3 separate regions of the Homo sapiens genome follow, and regions 2 and 3 are each linked to region 1. The links are chromatin contacts, found by Hi-C or POLR2A ChIA-PET in ENCODE. All regions are on one chromosome and are shown on one strand. The core of a region is the stretch at or near the end of the contact, and the rest is flanking DNA. Distances in the headings are between cores, read along the strand shown. Region 1 holds the start of IP6K3 (inositol hexakisphosphate kinase 3). Region 2 holds the start of UQCC2 (ubiquinol-cytochrome c reductase complex assembly factor 2). Region 3 holds the start of LEMD2 (LEM domain nuclear envelope protein 2).

Region 1 (4,387 bases), core at 1,350-3,849:
AAAGATGCATAGCAGCAGGCATCTTGGAAGGGAAGCTGAGCTTTGGGGAAACGACCATGGAGAGAAATTGGCTGAAGTTGGAAAACAGAAATAAAGTGCCCTATTTGATTGCATAAGGAAAGTACCAGTTCTGGACGGTGGGGCCCTGTGTGTGTTTACTGCTGTATGTCTCAGATCACATATTAAGGGCTCGAAAATGTTGTTACATAAATAGAAGAATAAGAAGTCAATATGGAACCTTGCTCTTTACAACAGCAGCAAAACAAACGCAGAAAGCAGGTGGTGGAATGTGGACAGGCCCTCCTGGAGACCTGGGGGCCAGGGCACTCACTGGCCATCTTGCTCAAGTGGGAAGTCCTTCCCCCTCTAGAACCTGAAGGGCCTCCTGCTCATCCCTGTGGTGGTTCTGGGATTCCCAGAATAGGGATGTGAGTCCAGCCTGATAGGGAGAGGAGAGGTGGCGCAGGGCTGGGGGGAAAGGAGGTCATACCCTCTTCCAGGGCCAGGTAACCGGAGCCCAGCACACAGCTGGGCAGGGGGAGGGACAGAGCACACAAGAGGCCATGTGCCTTCCCTGGTGAAATGTGATCAGTCAGTCACCCTGCAGGGGGGAGTCAGGGGGCAGGGAGGGGAGGATCGGATCCCCACCCCACTTTAAACCAGGCTTCAGGGCACCCCAGGAATTCCTGTTATTTCTGTGGGGCTCTTCCCTCTCTGGGTGTGGGGAGGCCCACGTCCATCCACACAGTGGAGATGGGAGAGGAGCTCAGCCACCCGAAGGCAGCTGGGCAGGTAGGTAGCCCCACACAGGCTGCAGCCTCCCCATCACGGGAGGCTTTTTTTTTTTTTTTTTTTTTTTTTGGAGACAGGGTCTCTCTGTGTCGCCCAGCTGGAGCGCAGTGGCATGATCAATTATGGCTTACCACAGCCTCAGCCTTCTGAGCTCAAGCATTCCTCCTGCCTCTGCCTCTGCCTCTCAAAATGTTAGGATTACAGGTGTGAGCCACCGTGCCCAGCCACCCCTTGTTCTCTTGCCGCTAACACATCTGCTGAGCGGCTCCTGCTGTGCTGAGCGTTGAAGTGGGCGTAGAGGGCACTGAATGGACAATGGCTGGCGGGTGAGGGCCAGGAGAATGGGTTCAGTCCACCTGCCCCATCTTACCTCTGTGAAATGAGCGGTGAGGGAGAAGGGGCCGTCCTGGAACATGTTCTCCATGGACATGTGGAAATGGAGTAAGTACTACACCAACAGGTCTGGAGGGACCAGAAGATGGGTAAGGGGGTCCTGGGGGATGAGTCCGAGAGAGGCTGAACCAGACCAGTGGGCAACCTGGGCCCGAGTGGAGCAAGCAGCATCTCTGGCCAGAGAGGAGGCTGAGCCCCTCATCCACATATGGAGCAGCCCAGGAAAGGCAGGTGGGGCACCAGTGCCCAGGGGAACTTCAGCCAGATGTCCAGGGTAGCTTGATCTTCCTAATACTGGTCCAGGGTTACTTGGACCTGAAGCCTGTCCCCTGATGAACCCTGTCCTTTGCTCCCACCCCCTCTCTCCCGGTCCACCAGCCTGATTCCTGAACATCTCAGGAACTCGCCGTCTCCTTCCCCACACTGCCCCCTCTCCCAACCAGGCTAGGACTCTCCCAGAGGACAGCATCTGTCTGCCCACCTTTGAGAGTTTTAAACACAAGCCTGAGCCGACTCTTCCTGGCATAAAGCACCTCAGTTCCTCCCAGAGGCTGAGGACAGAGGCTGGTGAGGCCACCTCGTCCCTGCCCCATCTCTCCCCAGTCCCACTCCCTGCAGCTTCCACCTCCCTGACCCTGCTCCCACCTGCCTCTGGGCCTCTGGGCCTCTGGGCCTCTGCACAGCCTCTCCTGTAGCTAGAGCCCCCTTCTCACCACCCTCCCCCACTCAACCAAATGACCCTGTTTCTCCTTCAGCTCTCAGCCGGTCAGCTCCTCCAGGATGCCCTCCTCACTCTCTGCAAAGTCCTCTATTCTCTCACCAGACACTTATCCTGGAGTTGCCCTCTGACTTGCTGAGCCCCCCAGCTGTAATCCCCTGACACTGGGGGTGCTTGGTCAGCCCTAGCAGGGGGTCTCAAAAAATGCTTGTTGATGGCCTGATTGTCCTCAGTCTAACTGACTGTTGACTGATGGAACGTCTTGCCGCCTGACTTTCCTTCTCTGGCAGCCACAGTATGGGGTAAGCTGCAGTGAGGTTCTTGCAGAGAGGATGGGGCAAGAAGCCCAGCAGAAGGGAGAGCATGAACCCCCCAACCCGAGACTCACCCCTTTCCTTTTGAATTAGGAATCAAAAAATAACCAGGGCCTTGGGGTGATGGGCCCTTGGTGCCCAGGTCCTGACATCTACGTGGGCAGCTGAGCTGAACTCTCCCCTGCCTCAGACCAGTCCTCCTTTCCTCCTCCCCTCTTCTCTCTCCTCCTCTTTGTCCCCTCCCTTCCAGCCCCTCTGGCCCTGCCCCAGAGCAGCAGAACACCCAGCTGACAGCTGGACATGCCAGTCCCCACCAGCCCTTCCCCAGAGGGTCAGGTGACCCTTCCCTCCCCAGGCCACGGCAGCCCGGCCCTCCCGGGCAGACCTCCCGCACCAGGGCTCTGGTGAACAGCAAATGCTCCACGCTGGGACGGGCCATTGCCTGATGCCTGTACATGGTGGGCACTGAGAGACAAGATTCCTGGGCCCTGCCTTCCATACACTCCCCACGATCTCGGAGGAAGCTCTGGTGAGTGCTGCCTTGTAGGCAGGGATGGGCAGGGCCAGCCTCTTTGACGGGGCCTGACTGAGGGGAGAGAGGGTCTCGTGTTCACAGGGCCTGTCTGTACCCTGGGGTCTTGTCTCCATTCCAGGCTGGCCAGGAGTCTGCCCCACGGAGGTGCCAGCGTCTTCGTGGAGGTCTGTCCATCTGTGTGTGGCGGGGGTGGGGTAGGGCGTTGGGACAGTTCAGTGTATAGGAATTCTGGCATCTGTTCCTCTTTCATCCCTCTCCCTTCTCCCAGGGGAATTCCACCCCTCCCCTTCCAGGGGTGCCTGGAGCCCTCTCACTTCAGGGTGGACTGGGACTACAGAGGAAGCTGGGGGGAGGGGCAAGTACCGGGGGCTGCGTTAACCCTTAACAGAGGCCGGTGTCCAAGAAACGCGGGCAGCATCCCCTGGGCACAGGAACAGCATGTCCTAGCCCAGCAGCCCCAGCTTTCCACGGGAGGGGGCAGGAGGCCGGCACCAGGCTGGATGACATCAGCATCTACAGCAGCTGCCTGGGGCCTGGTGCAGGGTGGTGGTAGACCACGGGATGGCGGTCATGGGGGTGGGAGACATGTCTCCACCAAACGGTGGTCCCTGATGCCCTGGGCAGTGGTGGAGTCTTGGCCCCCACCCATGACTCTTCTAGGTACCCTAGTGAACCTGAGAACTGAGCTTGCCTTGGGGGCCTTAAACCCCCCATGCCAGGCCCCTTCCCCTGAAATTCTGATCCCATAGGGAGGGACTCTGCCTTCTACATTTTTAAAAAGCTACCCATTTATTTTTTAACCTTTTATTATGAAAAACTTCAAGCATACAAATAGAGGGAATGATCTCATGCACACTTGTACATCCTGCGCCTGATTTCAGCAGTGGCCCGAGTTTTGTCGTATTTGTTTCATTGAATACGCTACAGCTAGAGTGTTCTGACATCACAGCACGCCTCTCCCCTGCACAAAGTCCTCAGCAGGTCCTCACATAACCCACTGTCCACTAACAAATGAACAACTACCCATGAGCGTCTGCATCCTGTCTGCAGTCTCCTTTCCCCAGCTGGCCCTACATGTCTGTTAATGTTTTGTTAGAAAAGGATCCAGTCAAAAGGCATTGGGTCAGCAGGTCTCTTAAATCTCTTTCAATTAGAAAGAGCCTCTGCCAGCCCCCCGACCCCCCACCATGGTGATTTTTCCCCACCACTTTGCCTTGCTGAATCAAAGGGGGGGTTGTCCCATAGGAGGGTAAGAACATGGCAGGGTCAGACAGCTCTCAGTACAGATAGGGAAGCTGAGGCCCCGAGAGGCAGGCTCAGGGAGCCTGAGGCAGAACCAGGTCTCCTGTCCCCTCCTGGGCCACTTCCCTGCATCCCTGCCCCTCAATGCTCCTGTGGCCTCTGGGGCCCTCCCTGTCCTCTGCTGCTTCCGGGGGTCACAGGCCAGGCCAAGCCCACCCCCTGGCCAGCGGCATCTCCTTCTTTCTCCTGCCCTCCACAGAGCCTGAATAAATCCTTCCCAGGCAGAAACCCGGATGGTTGCTCTCTTGTTCACTAGCAGCCACAGGGAACAGCAATAAACTTTATGAGCATCAGGTCCTTCAGGGAAGAAAGCACGTGCACTGGCTGGGGAGG
Region 2 (4,121 bases), core at 1,567-4,066, 35 kb after region 1:
ACAGCGCCTCGGGGCACCCAGCACAGCCCTAGGTGCCTGGACCTTGGTAAGTAAATAGATACAATCCTTGCCCTTTGTGCCTTAGGGGTGTCATCAAAACTACATGGCTATGAGGTGAGGATGGAGCAAGGAGGGACTGCTGGGCTGGGAACCTGGTGGGGTTAATCAGGGGAGCTTTCTGGAGAAGGTGCCCTTGGGCGCCTCATTTTCCACTCCCCCTGAACTCTCCTTACCTCAGCGGGCATCACACATTCTGGTCCCCAGAGGTTTTCCTTTAATGGTCTTGACTCCTAACATCTTCGGAACAGTTAAAGCCATTCCAGTTAAAATCACCCATTGATCTTTCCTCAAATTAAACTCCTCCCTCTCTTTCCCATTGCCACCCCAGGCCTGCCTCTGGCTGTTCTTGGAGCCATCCTTGATCTTCTCCCACTCTCCCCTGAACAGCAGACATCTGTTTCTCCAAACTCTCTAGCATTGTCTAACACTTCAGTTAAAGCTCTCGTCATCTGTAACTTTGTGTCCTGGTTATGTACACATTCCCAGACTTGGCCATCAACTTCTTGAAGGCAGGACTCTCCTAGATTCACCTTTAAAATGTAGGTAAGGCAAGAAGGAAAAGGTTTGGAGGAAGCAAAGTTTTGTACACATTGGATGGTCTTGGCTAAATACAGGATAGTGGAGATATACGGGGGGCTGAGGCTTTCTTATGAAAAATGCAGATGGTGGGACAGTCTTTTGAGAACAAAAATTAGTCCACATGGTGATGTAGCTAGAGACATATAAGAGAAGACTTGATAAAACAAACACATTTTAATGGGAGAAAATATTCTGAAATCACATAGCTGTGAAGGGAGTAATATCTGGAATATACAGAGAACTCCTAAAACTCAATAACAACAACAACAAAAAAAAAACCCGATTAAAAACAGGTAAAGGACTTGAATAGATATTTCTCTGAAGATATACAAATGGCTGATAAGCACATAAAAAGATACTCAATATCACTAATCATTAGACAAATGCAAGTCAAAGCTACATTGAGATACAGCCCTCACCCATTATGATGGTTACTATCAAAAAACCAGAAAATAACAAATGTTGGTAAGGATGTGGAGAAATTGGAACCCTTGTGCACCGGTGGTGGGAGTGCAAAATGGTGCAGCTGCTGTGGAAGACAGTATGGCAGTTCCTCAAAAAACTTAAAATAGAATTACCATATGATCCAGCAATTCCGCTTCTGGGTATATACCAAAAGAATTGAAAGCAAGGTCTTGAGATGTCTGTACATCCATGTTCATAGCAGCATTATTCACAAGAGCTAAAACATGGAGGCAACCTAAGTGTCTATCAATGGATGTGTAAACAAAATGTGGTATATACATGCAACGGAATATTACTCAGCCTTAAAAAGGAAGGAAATTCTGACATATGCTACAAAATGAATGAACCTTGAAGTGAAAATATTATGCTAAGCAAAATAAGCCAGTTGCAAAAATACTGCAGGATTCCACTTACATGAGGTACCTAGAGTAGTCAAAATCATACAGACAAAATAGAATGGTCGTTGCCAGGGGCTGGGGGGAGAGGGGGAAATGGGGATTTATTGTTTAATGAGTATGGAGTTTCAGTTTTACAAGAGTTACGGAGATGGTGCGATGGCTGCACAACATTATTCAGTGCTATTTCATACCCATGAACTGTACACTTAAAAATGGCTGGCTGGGCACCGTGGCTCACGCCTGTAATCCCAGCATTTTGGGAGGCCGAGGCAGGTGGATCGCCTGAGGTCAGGAGTTCGAGATCAGCCTGGCCAACATGGTAAAACCCTGTCCCTACTAAAAATACAAAACATAGCCAGGCATGATGGCGGGCGCCTGTAGTCCCAGCTACTTGGGAGGCTGAGGCAGGAGAATCACTTGAACCCGGGAGGCGGAGGTTGCGCCATTCACTGAACACCAGCCTGGGCGACAGAGCCACAGAGCAAGACTCCATCTCAAAATAAATAAATAAATAAATAAAAGGTTAAGGCCAGGTGTGGTGGCTCACACCTGTAATCCCAGCACTTTGGGAGGCCAAGGTGGGAGGATCACTTGAGCCCAGGAGTTTGAGACCAGCATGGGCCACATAGCAAGACCTTGTCTAAAAAAAATGGTTAAGATAGTAAATTTTGTTATGTGTATTTTACCACAATACAAAATAATAAATTGTAAAGAAAAAAAAAGTTTTTCTAGTCTGAATCAACACAGTTGGCATTGCTCATGCTAGAAAACCTGCGCCTCCCAGAGAAAAATGTCTGGCTTATGAGGGGTAGGAAGGGGGGAACAGAAGGGATACTAACAGGGACTGGGCAGAGAAGAACAAGAACTAGGAAGCACTAAAGAAGGAATTGAGGCCGAGTACCAAGGGATAGTGACAGGTACGGGGGCACCCACGAACAACGTTCAAACATATTTTCATCCAGTAACCTGTATTTACATGCAAATATATTGGTTTATGCAAAACAGCGGAGGCCTCGGGGGAGGGTTTTTTAGTCTCAAGCTTGTGCAGTCATTGAAAAAGAGACGCAAAGCTGTCTCTGGGGTACTCCACGTCCGCCTTGCCCCTGGGAGCTGGGCCGGTTCCAGGAGGACGAAGACTGAATTAGCTCGGCTTGCAGAGAAAGGCGAGCAGCGCCCCTACACGGAGAGTAGCGGTGCGCCTACAAAGTCGCGCATGCCCACTCCGGCCTCCCGCTCCACTCCTAAGGCAGGCGGCGAGGCTTAGTGCGCAAGCGCCATTCGTCGGCGCCGACTCCTCCCGCTAAGGCGGGAACACGCGGGGCCCAAGATGGCGGCCAGCCGGTACCGGCGTTTTCTTAAGCTCTGTGAGGAATGGCCAGTGGACGAGACCAAACGGGGCCGGGACTTGGGCGCTTACCTGCGACAGCGGGTAGCACAGGCCTTTCGGGAGGGAGAGAATACCCAGGTGACCGGCGGGGAGGCGGCTGGGACGAGGGGAGGAAAGGACGAGGCAGGGGCGGGGCCAACGAGCGCGCTAGCAGGGGGATCTGCGCATGCGCGCGCCCTCTTTCCAGGCAGCACGTGAGCGCGGACCCCCTTTTTCCCCCAGGGAGCTACTGATAGCGACGCCCGTTGTATTCAGCGCTCTCCCCCGGCTGCACCTTGGAATTGCCGAAGAAGCTTTTTTTAAACTCCAGATGGGCCGGGTGCGGCGGTTCACACCTATAATTCCAGCACTCTTTGAGAGGCCGAGGCGGGAGGATCGCTTGAGCCCAGGATGACCTCCTGGGCAACATAGTGGGACTCCGTCTCTACAAATCAAAAAACAAACAAAAACTTCAAATGCAGAATCTCTAGGGGTGGGGTCTTGACCTCAGAGTTTTAAAAGCTCTCCAGGTGATTCAAGGTGCAGAGAGAGTTGAGACCCACACCACCAGTGGCAGCTGGTGACAGCCTCAGCTTTTTGCTTCCTTGTCACGGTAGCATTACCTCATTATTTCGCAGTGTTGTGTATTGACTGAGCTAATCCCCAGTTAACTCTGCAGGTCCCCGCTAAGCGTTTGCGTTCTTCCTGAGCCCCTGTAAGCCTGTGCAGCAGGTTTGGGTCCTCAGCTCACGCAGCTGTGTGTGAGTAGTAGGCCTATGTTCTTGCTTTCCTCCAGGTTGGCGCTGCAGCTCTGGGATTCATTCATTCATATAGCTCGTATTTATTGAGCACCTACCATATGCCTGGAACGGTGCTAGGGAAACAGCAGTGTTAAACAGGTGAAGTCCTGCCCGCATGAAGTTTTACATTGTAGTTCAGGACACAATAAGCAGGTAAGTGTACGTAAGACAGATAAGTACTGTGATCGATAGAAAATAGGGTAGCGTGATAAAAGGGTAATGTTATTAGTGGGGCCTTTCTGAGGAGATGACACATAGGTGAGACCTAAGGCAAGAGGATGAGCCAGCCATGTACACTTGGCGGGAAGGACATTCCAGACACTGCACATGTCCAGAGGCAGGAGGCAGATTGACATGTTTGAGGACAGAAAGAAAGCCAGAATGGCTGCAGGGTAGTAAGTAAGGTGGAGTTTGCTAAGGTGAAGGTCCGGAGCCAGGCACAGTAGGATATTA
Region 3 (4,074 bases), core at 618-3,117, 42 kb before region 1:
TGTCCCCAAACACAAGGAAGCTGACAAAGCCCACATTGCGTGCCACCACTGGGGGTGGCTCCAGTTCAGTCCATATTTTTAAATCGCCCTGAGATCCATTGTTATAAAATAGACCATAACTCTGTGAAATGCTGTAACGATAACTTTGTTTAAGCATTAGTTTCAAGCCCTCTTAGAATACATGGGGCCAGTACTGATGCCGAAAGGCTCATTCTTTATATATTGAACCGCACAGCTGCAAGGAGTTGCACAAATGTTACCAACTCATTTGTCATGCAAACAGTGCTTCAGAAAGAAATAAAATACTATTATGTGGTATATGTGTTAGGCAATCACTATATCAAATTCATGGCATTCTGTGCAAACACATGCAGGGAAAAGGAAAACAACACTTGGTGAGAGAAATCACACCACATGGGAGCAGCTAAGTCAGGGGAGATGGGGAGGCTAACAGTGGAAGCTGACCAAGCCGAGGCTGTCATTTTCCCAGCAATTGTGGCCAGTGTTGAATACCCCTGAGGTGGAGCAAGTGGCAGGAATGCAAAACCCAGACAGAGGAGCATAGCATTGCCCAGGGTGTCAGGGAGGGGAGGGAATAAAGTGGGGAATGGGCAAGGGGGCTGTTGGGACAGATACGGGGCAGTTCCAGGGAGGAGGGGCCTGGGGGAAGGGGAGAATGGAATGGCAGGGGTAGAAATGGATGGAACCCATTGGGCCGGCAATAAATGTTTGGGAATGGGAGTTGAGGGATGTGGAAGGAAGATTATAAACTGGTTCTATTTCCAGTTGCCACATTCCCTTGCTTCCCTTAGGGGTTTCCTGCTAAGAGCCTTCATGTAACCAAATCACCTGCCCTGTGGGAGGCTCTACACAGCACTGACACTGCAAAGATGTGGGTTAAGTATAAACACGCATGAACGTGTGCCAGGCACTGTCCCAAGCACCTTAGCCAAACTACCTCTTCTAATCCTCACAGCAACTCTATTGAGGTTTACTGGCAAATAGGCTAACAATGTTAATTGAATATGATCACACATCTAATAGTTGTGAGTAGGGATTTGAAATCGAACTGTCTGGCTCCAAAGCCCACAACCTAAACCACCAGTGAGGCTGCAAGACCGTGTATCTCTGGAGTCTTCTCTCTCCCATGTCTCCTTGTAAAAATCCCATTACGCAGACACAGGCCCTCCGCAGAGAAGCCTCAACTGCCCATTCGAACCCAAGGGCATTTTGCTCCTCTGCCTCCACCATGGATGCTGCGTCTCCTCCAGGCTGGCGCTCCTTGGGGGCCAGTGTCTGTCCTAAGGCAGGGATCGCACCTACTTGGTGCTCAGTGTCGCCCAGTTAACAAGCCCGAAGTCGGGACAGGGTCTTGGAGCATGCCTGGAGTGTACTCTAAGACCCAAATAAAACCGGATCACACATCAGTCCCCAAGCCCAGAGAGGCAAATCATCCTGTCTCTCCATTCGTGGCAGTGGCTTCGTTCACCATTAAGCAATTCATCTATTAAATCAACGCTGACTTTACTGAACGCTTACCACCTGCCAGAGGCAGAGCTAGGGTTGGAGGACTCAGAGATTAATACCGCTTGATCTAACAAACAAAGGGAAGTGGGAGAGCGGAGAGAGAGAGAAAAACAAAACAAAACAAAACAAAACAAAAAATTTAATCCCCCTTGGACCTTCCCACCATGGCGGCTCTAAGAGCCACGTCAGACCGCCTCATCATGGCCGACCAAAGGCCAAGTGCAGACCTTCCCAACATGGCGACCGACCTTCCCATCATGGCGCGTGGCCCCGCCCGCTCCGCCGCGCCTGCGGGAGGGAGCAGTTCCGGGTGCGGTGCGCGCCAGGGGCGGGCGGGGGGCGGCGTCCTGGCCATGGCCGGCCTGTCGGACCTGGAACTGCGGCGGGAGCTGCAGGCCCTGGGCTTCCAGCCAGGACCCATCACCGACACCACCCGGGATGTCTACCGCAACAAGCTGCGCCGCCTGCGGGGCGAGGCCCGGCTGCGCGACGAGGAGCGGCTGCGGGAGGAGGCCCGGCCGCGGGGCGAGGAGCGGTTACGGGAAGAGGCCCGGTTACGCGAGGATGCGCCGCTGCGCGCCCGGCCCGCCGCGGCCTCTCCGCGGGCGGAGCCCTGGCTCTCCCAGCCGGCCTCGGGCTCGGCCTACGCGACCCCTGGGGCCTACGGTGATATCCGGCCCTCCGCGGCTTCCTGGGTAGGGAGCCGCGGCCTCGCCTATCCTGCCCGCCCGGCGCAACTCAGGCGCCGCGCCTCGGTCCGGGGCAGCTCCGAGGAGGACGAGGACGCCCGGACGCCCGACAGGGCCACGCAGGGCCCGGGTCTCGCGGCCCGCCGCTGGTGGGCAGCGTCTCCCGCCCCGGCGCGGCTGCCTTCCTCCCTCCTCGGTCCCGACCCGCGCCCGGGCCTGCGGGCGACTCGAGCGGGCCCTGCTGGCGCGGCGAGGGCCCGGCCTGAGGTGGGGCGCCGGCTGGAGCGCTGGCTCTCTCGGCTTCTGCTCTGGGCCAGCCTAGGGCTACTGCTCGTCTTCCTGGGCATCCTTTGGGTGAAGATGGGCAAGCCCTCAGCGCCGCAGGAGGCGGAGGACAACAGTACGTCCTGGGCCGGCGCAGGGGAGGGCCCTGGGCGCGCGTGTGTCCGCCGGAGGACCCCCCGTTCCTGTCGGCGCCAGGCCGCGCACTTCCGGCCTTGTCAGCTGCCTCTGACTGTCTTCTCATTTCCAGGCCTGCCTTCTTCCAGCTGTGGGAAGAGAGGGCCAAGGCTCCTGCATCTGCAATAATTTCTGCCTTCACTTTCTCCTGTTCTCCTTTTCTGCCCCAGCCCTCCCTTCTAACGTCTCCCTTTCAATCACAAGCTGTAGTCACTGCTCCTCCAACCTCTGGTTTTCTCCCTGGAGAGGAAGCCACACCCCCCTCTAACAGATTCACCCCATCCGTTTGGGTTCTTCCCTTTTGACCTCTGGCTTACACATTTAGTGCCTGTTTGAAGGCACTCCAGATTTCAGTGGCCCACAGATAGGATCTGGTTGGGGGTCCCACCTTTGTAGCACCAAAAAGTCCACTCTCCACTTCTTTGAATCACAGGGCCGCCGCTTTGTCAACAGGAGAATCTACCAGCCTTGCTTGCCAGACAGGTTAAACTGATCGCAACTGGAGGCCCTTATCATTGCTTGTAGCACCCTCATGGAGTGTGTTAAGAGAGAGACTACGACTCAAGGATGCTCACAGCCATCCTTCTGGCCACATTTAAGTTACATGGTTAGATATGCCAATGAGAGGTCTGCAGGATACAGTATGTATCCGGAATAGCTGAGGATTGTGTGTTTTCTGAAAGGAAACATAGAGATCATTTCATTATACATTTAGGTATAAAGGGCCACTGTAGTTCACCAACTTTTAATACTCTTTACAAAGCACGAATGTGACTAATACTGTTCCCAGCTTCCAGCCAAGGCCACATCCTTTCATGCCTAGCAGGAACTGCCAAAATACAGGAAAAAGCTAAAGTATGTCTTAGCTGGTGTGGCAGATGGATGTTTGGGAGTGTACAAGTCTGTGGGCAAGGGTATTAACAGACTCGTGTGCAAACACCCAAATGATTTCCCCACTATGAGAGCATTTATCAACTATGTGAATAGTTTGTCGACCTGCTAGAGAAATTAAGGAGACCTGGGAGTGTCATGGTACTATAACTACACTGGTGATGTCAAACAGTATCACACTGGTACTCACTGCTGAGATGCTTTAAGACAACAGCGCTAGAATGTATGCTGGTATTTACCTGGACTTCCCCTCCCATTACGGTGTTAATCTCTGTTTAACATATCATTGTTTACAAAACTCCTATATTTTGTTTTGTTTGGGCCTAACTCCCTGAGTTAAGCAGGGAAGGCCCATTTGATCCCGTTTTACAGACGAGGAGACAGAGGTTCAGAGTGGTTGAGTTGCCCAAGAAACTTGAGCTAATCATTTTCAGCTGGGACAAGGACCCAGCTATCGTAATTCCTAATCCAGGATTTGGATACCCTTACATTTTGCTGTCTGCATTTT

What was found. Hi-C counts contacts between places; a loop is a spot of excess contacts on that map. ChIA-PET counts read pairs that join two places held with the same protein, here RNA polymerase II (POLR2A). Pooled maps may share reads with other maps.
Region 2: a loop to region 1 is called in a map of heart right ventricle, with 11 times the contacts of the local background. The contact joins the promoter of UQCC2 here to the promoter of IP6K3 in region 1. A Hi-C loop is called at or near these places in 24 of 168 maps with a recorded cell type or tissue (B cell, CD4-positive, alpha-beta T cell, CD4-positive, alpha-beta memory T cell and 15 more), 7 of 37 single-sample maps with no recorded cell type and 33 of 50 pooled maps. POLR2A ChIA-PET finds 5 or more read pairs at or near these places in 21 of 52 experiments (A673, CD4-positive, alpha-beta T cell, Caco-2 and 17 more).
Region 3: a loop to region 1 is called in a map of sigmoid colon, with 11 times the contacts of the local background. The contact joins the promoter of LEMD2 here to the promoter of IP6K3 in region 1. A Hi-C loop is called at or near these places in 7 of 168 maps with a recorded cell type or tissue (A673, IMR-90, ascending aorta and 4 more), 1 of 37 single-sample maps with no recorded cell type and 15 of 50 pooled maps. POLR2A ChIA-PET finds 5 or more read pairs at or near these places in 9 of 52 experiments (A673, AG04449, AG04450 and 6 more).

Annotation. Positions count from the first base shown.
Region 1 is chr6:33,745,117-33,749,503 of GRCh38, reverse strand. IP6K3 (inositol hexakisphosphate kinase 3) reads left to right here and starts at 2,599. Exons shown (of 6, transcript NM_054111.5): 1 at 2,599-2,746. RefSeq lists enhancers at 2,979-3,872, 3,873-4,387.
Region 2 is chr6:33,710,395-33,714,515 of GRCh38, reverse strand. UQCC2 (ubiquinol-cytochrome c reductase complex assembly factor 2) reads left to right here and starts at 2,816. Exons shown (of 4, transcript NM_032340.4): 1 at 2,816-2,967. The coding sequence starts at 2,830. LOC124901304 (a long non-coding RNA gene) reads left to right here and starts at 3,067. Exons shown (of 3, transcript XR_007059548.1): 1 at 3,067-3,208; 2 at 3,665-3,821. RefSeq lists a silencer at 1-104 and enhancers at 3,247-3,296, 3,323-4,121.
Region 3 is chr6:33,786,923-33,790,996 of GRCh38, reverse strand. LEMD2 (LEM domain nuclear envelope protein 2) reads left to right here and starts at 1,867. Exons shown (of 9, transcript NM_181336.4): 1 at 1,867-2,616. The coding sequence starts at 1,881. It overlaps LOC105375024 (a long non-coding RNA gene), which reads right to left and starts at 1,619. Exons shown (of 3, transcript XR_926707.3): 1 at 1-1,619. RefSeq lists enhancers at 1-441, 1,652-1,741, 2,354-2,903 and silencers at 1,832-2,211, 2,252-2,701.